Regions from separate parts of the Homo sapiens genome. Here region 1 is linked to region 2. A link is an interaction called in ENCODE POLR2A ChIA-PET data of the cell type or tissue named here. Cell type or tissue: CD4-positive, alpha-beta T cell. All regions are shown on one strand.

Region 1 (4,000 bases), 57 kb before region 2:
ACTCCAGGGAAGACAGAGGAGGAAAACGTCGAGCAGCCCCAGGTGGATGTGTCTGTGTGTGTGTGTGTGTGTGTGTGTGTGTGTGTGTGTGTACCTTGACAGTGGGTAGAGGAAGGGAGAGGAGGGTTGAGGTCTTCCCACTAGAGGAGTGAAATGAGCAGAACTGAGAAAAGAGGTCAGAGAAAAGAAAGAGGAACCTACAAGCCACCACAGAATTTTCTTTCCCCAGAGAATGGTCTCTTGCCCGACTAGGGGCTGGGTATCCTTGTGAAGTCACCGGAGGTTTTCAAGGGGTGGGCTTCCTGGCTTCAGTAGACTCAAGGTCCCTAAGGTCCAGTTAGGATAGGCGCCTGGGAGGGCTCCCGAGTTGGAATAAGAGTCGGAAGAACTGACAGGGCTGGGGGCGCACTAAGCACACTCTACTCCTGAGAGGTGAGGGTGGGGATGTTGGAGGGAAAAAGGGCTGCTTTTTCCTGCCTGCAGGCTTCAGATTCACAGGGGATGTGAGGAGAGGGCGGAGGAGGAGGAAGCAGCGGCTGTTTATGCTGGGAAGATGGCTCAGTTGAGAAGTGAGGCAGATGTGGCCTCAGAGGGTCTGGCGGATGGCTGCCGGGATCACCGGGGGCTGGACTTTGAGATGTCCAGGACGAAGTGTTGCCCTTTCAGTGCTGCCCTCCCTGTGTCTGCTGGAACTGTTGGAGCCGCAGTGCAGCCTAATTTTGACTTCAGGTAAAATAATTCAATATACTGAGGCCCAGGGGGAACAAAGCAAGGTCTACTCCATATCTCTGAACAGCTGGTGTCTTTCAGTGCCTAAACTCAATCAGAATCCTGGGAGCAAAAGTAGCTCTCCAGTGCAGTCCATGCAGGTTACTTCTTGCAACATAGAGGTGACTGAAGCATGGTAAGCAGATCTAGAAAGGCAAACATCTCTAGCAGATCTAGAGAGGCTAGCCAATGTTAGCTAGCAGTGTCTTTATGTTGATAAACCTATTCAGAATGTTAACTTTGTTTGTTGGTTTGTTTGTCCATTTTTGTCTCCCAGGCTGGAGTGCAGTGGTGCGATCTCGGCTCACTGCAACCTCCAGTAATTCTCCCGCCTCAGTCTTTCCAGCAGCTGGGATTACAGGCTCCCCATCGCCACACCCAGAATTTTTTGTAGAGACGGGGTTTCGCCATGTTGCCCGGGCTGCTCTCAAACTCCCGATTTCTTAGTCTGACCAAGTCAGGGTTTAGCTATTTCTTAGCGTAGCAAGTTGAGATTTATTCCAGTTTCGATTTCTAGTTGTAACAATGCTGGCTTTAACCGTGCCTACGTAGTCGTTGCAAGTTCCTGTTTTGTAATAGGAACCCCCATTATAGCCGTTCGTACGGTTTTTAAGTCTTGTAGAAATCTGGGTACTGGAGAATGTAATTAAAAAAAAAATTTAGCAGTGCCTGAAATCTTTTAGTCATACCAAGTGTGATTTCACAATAGAGATTCTCGCCCTGGCTGTGCTTGTGATTTTTCACTCATGCAGAAGTTGAGGTGTCTAGGCTACAGGAACTTTTTGGTGTCGCAAATACCGGTTTAGCCATGGCTGTTTCTTCTTAATCCGAGGAATTTTCGAATAGGCGCAAGAGGCACAGGTTTAGTGCTAATACAAATATAGCCGTAGGATCGCATCGTTCAACACTGCAATTTCTTTGTAGGGTTATTTGTATGTTTTGTATACTCAAAAAAATTTTTTTTGATGTGTCTTTTTCTGGGAGCGAGGTTACTGGTGTATTTTATTTTCATTTCTGTTTGCTTTAAAAATTTATTTTATTTTTTATGTAAATGTTATGTATTTTATTTTTTCTTACCCACTGCCTTCCCCAGGAGAGTAAATGTGGCATAATTTCTTCTACTGATTTTGAGTATCATGTCTCAGCTTCCTACTAACTAGCTTTCTCCCGTGAGTCGGGGAGCAGAGCTGGTGCCTGGTCTCTAGGGTTCTCTTCCGCGGCTCTGTGCCTATGTCGAGCCAGCAGTTTCGCATCAGCACTTTCGCCAATAGCGGAGACTCAGTGTTTTCTCGGCTGCTGCACCGCTGGAAGCGCTGAACACAACAGAACGTTTCGGCGGGGCGCTGTGGCTCACGCCTGTAATCCTAGCACTTAGGGAGGCTGAGGCGGGTGGATCACTCGAGGTCAGAAGTTCGAGACCAGCCTGGCCAGCGGGTGAAACCCCGTCTGTACTAAAAATACAATAATTAGCTGGCCGTGGTGGCGCGTGCCTGCAATCCCAGTTACTCGGGAGGCTGAGGCAGTATGCTTGAACCCAGGTGGCGGAGGTTGCAATGAGACGAGATTGCGCCACTGAACTCCAGCCTGGGTGACAGAGCGAGGCTCCTTCTCAAAAACAAAACAACCCAGAACGTTTCTTGTTCACAAGACTCAGAAGTGCTTTGTGGTAACGCTTCCCCTCTCCTAGCGCCGCCACTTTCCCCGGGCTGGCTGTCTCACGGTCTCAGCCCAGTGATTGGCCGAGGAGGCGCTCTTTCAGCACTTTCGCTGGAAGGGCTTGGGCTCGGTTTTTCTGCCACAGGCGTTTCATTGGGTAGGTGCTTTCTCGGTGGAAGCACTGTACAACCTTCCAAGCCTCGATATTTCTCAGAGACGACGATTTCTTAGTGGCAATACCTTAACTGCACCAAAAACTAAAGTTTGCCGCTGGGTACTCCGCTAGTCGTTCAGTGTCCGCATTTGCTATTGATGCAGGATTTTTGCTTCTAAGCTCAGCTATATCCGGGTCCTTGTCTCACGATCAGGAGGAAGTGGGCACGCGGATATCGAAGAGTGAGTGGAGTAGAATTTATTAAGCGTAAACGAAAGCTCTCATAAAAAACAAGGGTCCTGAAAGCAGGTTGCCGGTTGCTCCTTAACGGCTGAATACAAAGGCTTTTATATGAAAGCTAAGGAGGCTGGGTTCCCTGTTTGTATAAGGCGAGAATCCCGGGTGGCTCCATCCCATTCCCCCAGTGCGCATGCGCGCTCTTAATCCGCAGCAGGCATGCTTAGGCAAGTCCCTTGTGCAAGTTCCCTTATCTGCACAAAACACCAGTCGGAGGTTCTCTGGGGACCCTTCCCTTACAGTCTCCCTAAAGCTGGCTAACTCCTTTCACTATGTCCCAGTATCCCTGGTTCCTCGGACTGGCACTTTCTGAGTCATAGCACCGCTCATTCGTCCGAGCAGAATTGATCTCGGTGGCAGCACCTCTGGTGGGTCAAGCCTGCAGCTTCTCCTGAGCAGTTTCGTTAGTTTTTGGGTCCTAGAACCGCTAGTGGTACCATAGCGGCTCTTCATGGGTTGCAGGACGTTTGCCAACTCCACCCCACGCTGCCTGCCTAGGTTCGGCTACGGGGCAAAAAGAACAGACTCCTGCAAAGGAAGAACCCCGAGGGTTGGATATTTAGGAAAGACGTCCTTTGCAGTGCCACGTCCGCGGATGCTGCACTTGGCTTTCTCCTCCCTCCTGGGGAAGAATTGATGTTTACTTCTCCCCACTCTCCGGGCCGCATTATCCAGGGATTTCGGGGACTAGATTACCTGAGATTTTAGCGCTTCTACTGGATCATCCTTTTGGAAATAATTATCACTTACAATAATGTCTATCCGGGCCGGGTGCGGTGGCTCACACCTGTAATCCCAGCACTTTGGAAGGCCGAGGAGGGTGGATCACGAGGTCAGGAGATCGAGACCACCCTGGCCAACATGGTGAAACCTCGTCTCTACTAACAGTACAAAAATTAGCCGGGCGTGGTGGCGCGCGCCTGTAGTCCGAGCTACTTGGGAGGTTAAGGCAGGAGAATAGCTTGAACCGGGAGGACTGCAGTGAGCCGAGATCCTGCCACTGCACTCCAGCCTGGCAACAGAGCAAGACTCCGTCTCAATAATAATAATAATAATAATGTCTATCCATGTTCTTTAAAAAAGTTTGCCTTCACTATTCTTTATCAACGTTTGGTTGTCTTTCTC
Region 2 (4,000 bases):
TTGCCATCATTCCCACCTTCTGAGCTGGAGTCTTGCCGTCCATTTTTCTCTCCTGCTCTCTTTCATCTACTATCCCCAAATATCAAGGATATCAGACAGTTAATCATCAGAATAAAGGAGCGGTTCCCACAGAGTTACATCCCGCAGAAGAGGTACGGGACCGAGAGAGTGGGGGGTCAGGCCTGAAGTCGAGGTCAAAAAACGCTGTGCCTTTCATTATCCTCGGAAACCTAGGCCGACTTTCCAGTTTGGAAGGGAAGAGTTGTCCGCCCCTTCTGTAGGATCCTGAGAGCTCTGGACGGGGAGGAGACTCTGGGACCGAGGGGTGGCCTGGGAGAGCCCCGCCACGGAGGTTGGAAGGGTGTTTCCTGCGTAGGCAGCTGTTGGCAATCAGAATGGTTTTTACTTTGTTCCTGCAACCAGCCCCATCCGCTTGGTTCTGGGCCCCTAAACTGCCTCCTCTTCTCATGCACTATGCACTGGGTTGAACGCAGCAACAATACAGACTTCCCTCCCAGCACGGTGGCTCATGCCTGTGATTCTAGCGCTTTGTGATATTAGTCCGCCCAGGCGGACGGACTGCTTGAGCTCAGGAGTTCGAGAACAGCCTAGGCAACAAAACGAGACCCTACAAAAACTACAAAAAATTAGTCGGGTGTGGTGTCGCGCACCTGTGGTCCCAGCTGCTCCACAGGCTGAGGCGGGAGGATAGCTGGAGCCCAAGAAGGCGAGGCTGCACTGAGCAGTGATCACGCCACTGCACCAGCCTGGGCAACAGAGCAAGATACTGTTAAAAAAAAAAATAAAGAAAAAAGAAATAAAGAGAAAAAGAAAAAAAGGAAAGAGAGAAAGAAAGGAAAGAAGAAAGAAAAAGAAAAAGAAAGAATGAAAGAAAGAAAAAGAAAGAAAGAAATAAAAGAAAGAAAAGAAAGAAGCAGAAATAAAAATATAACAGACTTCCCTAAGCCCGAAAAACAGCCTTGGGAATCGAGAGTGGGTAGAGGCCACAGCACTTTGGTAGCACGGAGCGCACCATGGGTCCATCGCTGCACGGCTCCTTTCCCGGCGCCAGCGGTTTCTTTCTTTTTTTTGAGACGGAGCTCACTCTGTCTCCCAGGCTGGAGTGCAGTGGCGCGATCTTGGCTCACTGCAACCTCTGCCTCCTGAGTTCAATCGATTCTTCTGCCTCAGCCTCCGGAGTAGCTGGGATTACAGGTGCCTGCCACCACAACCGGCTAATCTTTTGTATTTTAGTAGAGATGGGGTTTCACCTTGTTGGCCAGGCTAGTCTCCTGATCTCAAGTAATGCGCCCACCTCGGCCTCCCAAACTGCAAGGATCATAGGCGTGAGCCGCCGCGGTCGGCCGTGGCGCCGGCGGTTTCTCATTGCCATTGCTACTCCTTTGTCAGCGACAGCGGATGCTCTCTGGCCGCAACATTCTTTGCGCCAAAAGTTGTTTTTTTTGCAGCAGCGCAGGCATTTGCTGCGGGCAAGTGCTCGCCGGGTCCCATTGCCGCTGGTTCCCTTCCACACAACTTGTGAGTGTCCCCCCCACTCCCACAATCTAATCGGTTTAGGGAGCCAGAGGTTTCCCCGCGGCACTCTGCCTGTGGCGTCCGGCGAAGCCGGGGAATCCGCTGGAGGCAAGGCTGGTTTCACTGAGTCCGGCGTTTCTCCGTACCCGTACTGCTCTGCGCTCTGTGCTGGCCCAGGCGGGTCTCAGCACCGCTAGGTGCTGGGTAAAGGCATTGTCTGTTGTGGGTAGGATAGCCGTTAAGGGAGGACTAAAAGTTTCTAGCAGAGCCCAACTGGCGGTTTCTTGATCATATGAACACTAGCTCCGCGGAGCTGGATGTACTTCAGTGGCAGTGCATGTTTCTCTGTGGCATCCCCACAGCTGCCGTCCAAACTGCAGTGTTTCGCTGGCACCACTGCCACGTGGGTCACTTTCTTCAGTGGCTGCGCGGTTCCCTGCATCGAAGTCGCTTGTTTCTGATCCGCGCTTTCTCCCGGATGGCCGACCAGACGGTTTTCTGCTAGTTGTGCTACACATAGTTTCCTGGTCTCCGTGCGCCGCTTTCTCCATCCGAGACCCTCTAGTGCCGGTGTCACGGTCGCAGCACCTGGGGTTTCCATTGGCTGTTTTGCCTGTGGCGCGGAGTAGGCGGTTTTTCTGCCACAGCACTTGTCGTACGGAGTTTCTCGGTGGCCGAACCTCTCTTTTTTCTCAGAGTCGATGGTTTCTTGGTGACGGCGCCATTGGCTGCGTCAAAACGAATGTTGTCCTTGACAACCCCGCCGGCTGGCGTCACTCGCAGGCTCCCGGCACCACCATTTCGCCAGCCGAGGTCTCTCGGTCGCGGCACCGCTCGTTGGTCTGCGCCTCCATTTTCTCAGTGGCCGCAGCACCCAGGTTGCAGATGTGAGGGATTCGGTGTCGCAGCTGCCCCAGTTGCGCCCAGTTGCGCCTGGAGTTACCGGGCGGCGGCGGCGCTGGGCTGGGGGAGCCAGCCGCTCCTCGGGGCCGGTGGCAGGGGAGCTGCCGGGGCGCCTTCTCTTCCCAGCGCCGCCGCACGGACTGCGGCTCGGCCTCCAGAACCCAGTCCGGTGGCTGCGCTGCTGGGGTTTCTGTGACAGGACCCCACGGTTTCGGGCGTCGTTGGCTTCTTGGTCCTAGGAAGTTTCTATTTCGCGGTGCCTGCGATTTCTACCCCTTGTTCAAGTCGTGGAATAGTCACAATGTGATTTCTCAGCCCAATCAAGTTCCGACTTAGGACAAACACCGGTCTGGCCCTGGCTGCGATTTCTAGGTAGTAGGAAGTTACTGTTTCATCGTAACGAGGCTGAGTCACCCTGTGACTCACATCTCAGCAATTCCGGGTTTCCTGTAGCCTCGGAATTCTAATCCTAACAACCCCGGGTTAGCCCTGCCTCAAGTTCCTTAGTCATTGCAAGTTTCTTACTAGTAAGCTCTGCTTTAGCTGCTCAGGAGACGTTTAACTCCTGTAGAAATCTGGGTACCAGCGAATGCGGTTTTTTTTTTTTTTTTTGCTTAGCGATGACCAGTTTAGCAGGGCCTGGGAGCTCTTATACTAAGTTTGGTTTCACAATAGCGGGTCCCGCCTTAGCTAGGCCTGTGTTTTTTAAACTCCCCTGGAAGTCAGGAAATGCAGGCAAACGGGATTTTTCAGTTTTGCCAAGCCCCAGTTGACAATAGCAAGTCCCGCCGAAAGCGACTTTTTTTCCTACCATTTTATAGTCTAAGCTAAACAGGTTTAACCATGACTGTTATTTATTTATTTATTTAATTTGGTAGGAAATTTAGACTTAGGTGTAACATGTACTGGTTTAGATCGGATAGGGATATCCTAATCGTAGGATTGCATTACAAACATTTGTAATTTCTTCTTTGTAGGAATGGTTGTCAGCAATTTTTGCTTATTTTTTAATTGTCTTTTTGTGTCTTGCTCTGAGAACGACATTACCGATGTGCTTGCCTTTCATTTCTACTTGCATTTTAGGCTTCTATTATTTTTAAATTGTATTTCTATTTAAATGTTATGTATTTTTTTCTACTGATTTTAAATGTCTCAGCTTCGTGCTCCTTGACTTGCATGCTCAGGACGCGGGGAGCCGATCTCGGTCTCAGACTTGCTGCTGCCAGGTCCCGGGTTCTGTCTGGCGACTCCGCTTCTTATGCGGAGCTGTCGGTTTTGCGTCAGCACTTTTGCCAGTAGCGCCCACTGGGCGTTTTCTCAATTGGTGCACAATTCTTAGCGCCCAACAGGACGTTTCATGTTTTCGGGGCCCGTAAATTCTCTGTGCTGTCTCTTTCTGGGTCCTAGAAACGCTAATATCTCGTAGGAACTTCCTGAACCCCTTTTTACGGTGCAGACCGGTGACTGCACCCAGCCTCTGTGCTCTCTAGTAATTCCATAGCACCGTTAGCTGCGGCTTTTTCTCTCACAGCACATTACAACGGGTTAAAACACATTAAAC

Evidence for each region. ChIA-PET counts read pairs that join two places held together with the same protein. Peaks named below come from ENCODE experiments on the same cell type or tissue, not always from the same donor. Only the 100,000 strongest peaks of a DNase experiment are listed, where the experiment ranks them.
Region 1: POLR2A ChIA-PET joins it to region 2 with 168 read pairs; 24 of 35 experiments call an interaction of 5 or more read pairs at or near these places.

Annotation. Positions count from the first base shown.
Region 1 is chr5:43,006,758-43,010,757 of GRCh38, reverse strand. No RefSeq gene overlaps it. Among named protein-coding and RNA genes, the nearest start is that of FLJ32255, 15 kb to the right of the region's middle. RefSeq lists enhancers at 73-573, 3,042-3,091, 2,577-3,429 and a silencer at 2,512-2,601. In CD4-positive, alpha-beta T cell, no CTCF peak of the experiment used is centred here; DNase peaks (open chromatin) are centred at 1,317, 2,037, 2,487 and 3,007; H3K4me3 peaks cover 3,693 bases; H3K27ac peaks cover 3,643 bases.
Region 2 is chr5:42,949,679-42,953,678 of GRCh38, reverse strand. LOC105374745 (a long non-coding RNA gene) reads right to left here and starts at 2,790. Exons shown (of 3, transcript XR_925964.3): 1 at 1-2,790. RefSeq lists enhancers at 1,827-2,096, 1,876-2,397, 2,776-2,920, 2,398-2,920, 2,897-2,956 and 2 more, a silencer at 2,507-2,606 and a cis regulatory region at 2,843-2,853. In CD4-positive, alpha-beta T cell, CTCF peaks have their summits at 724 and 971; DNase peaks (open chromatin) are centred at 1,438, 2,268, 2,848 and 3,708; H3K4me3 peaks cover 3,670 bases; H3K27ac peaks cover 3,101 bases.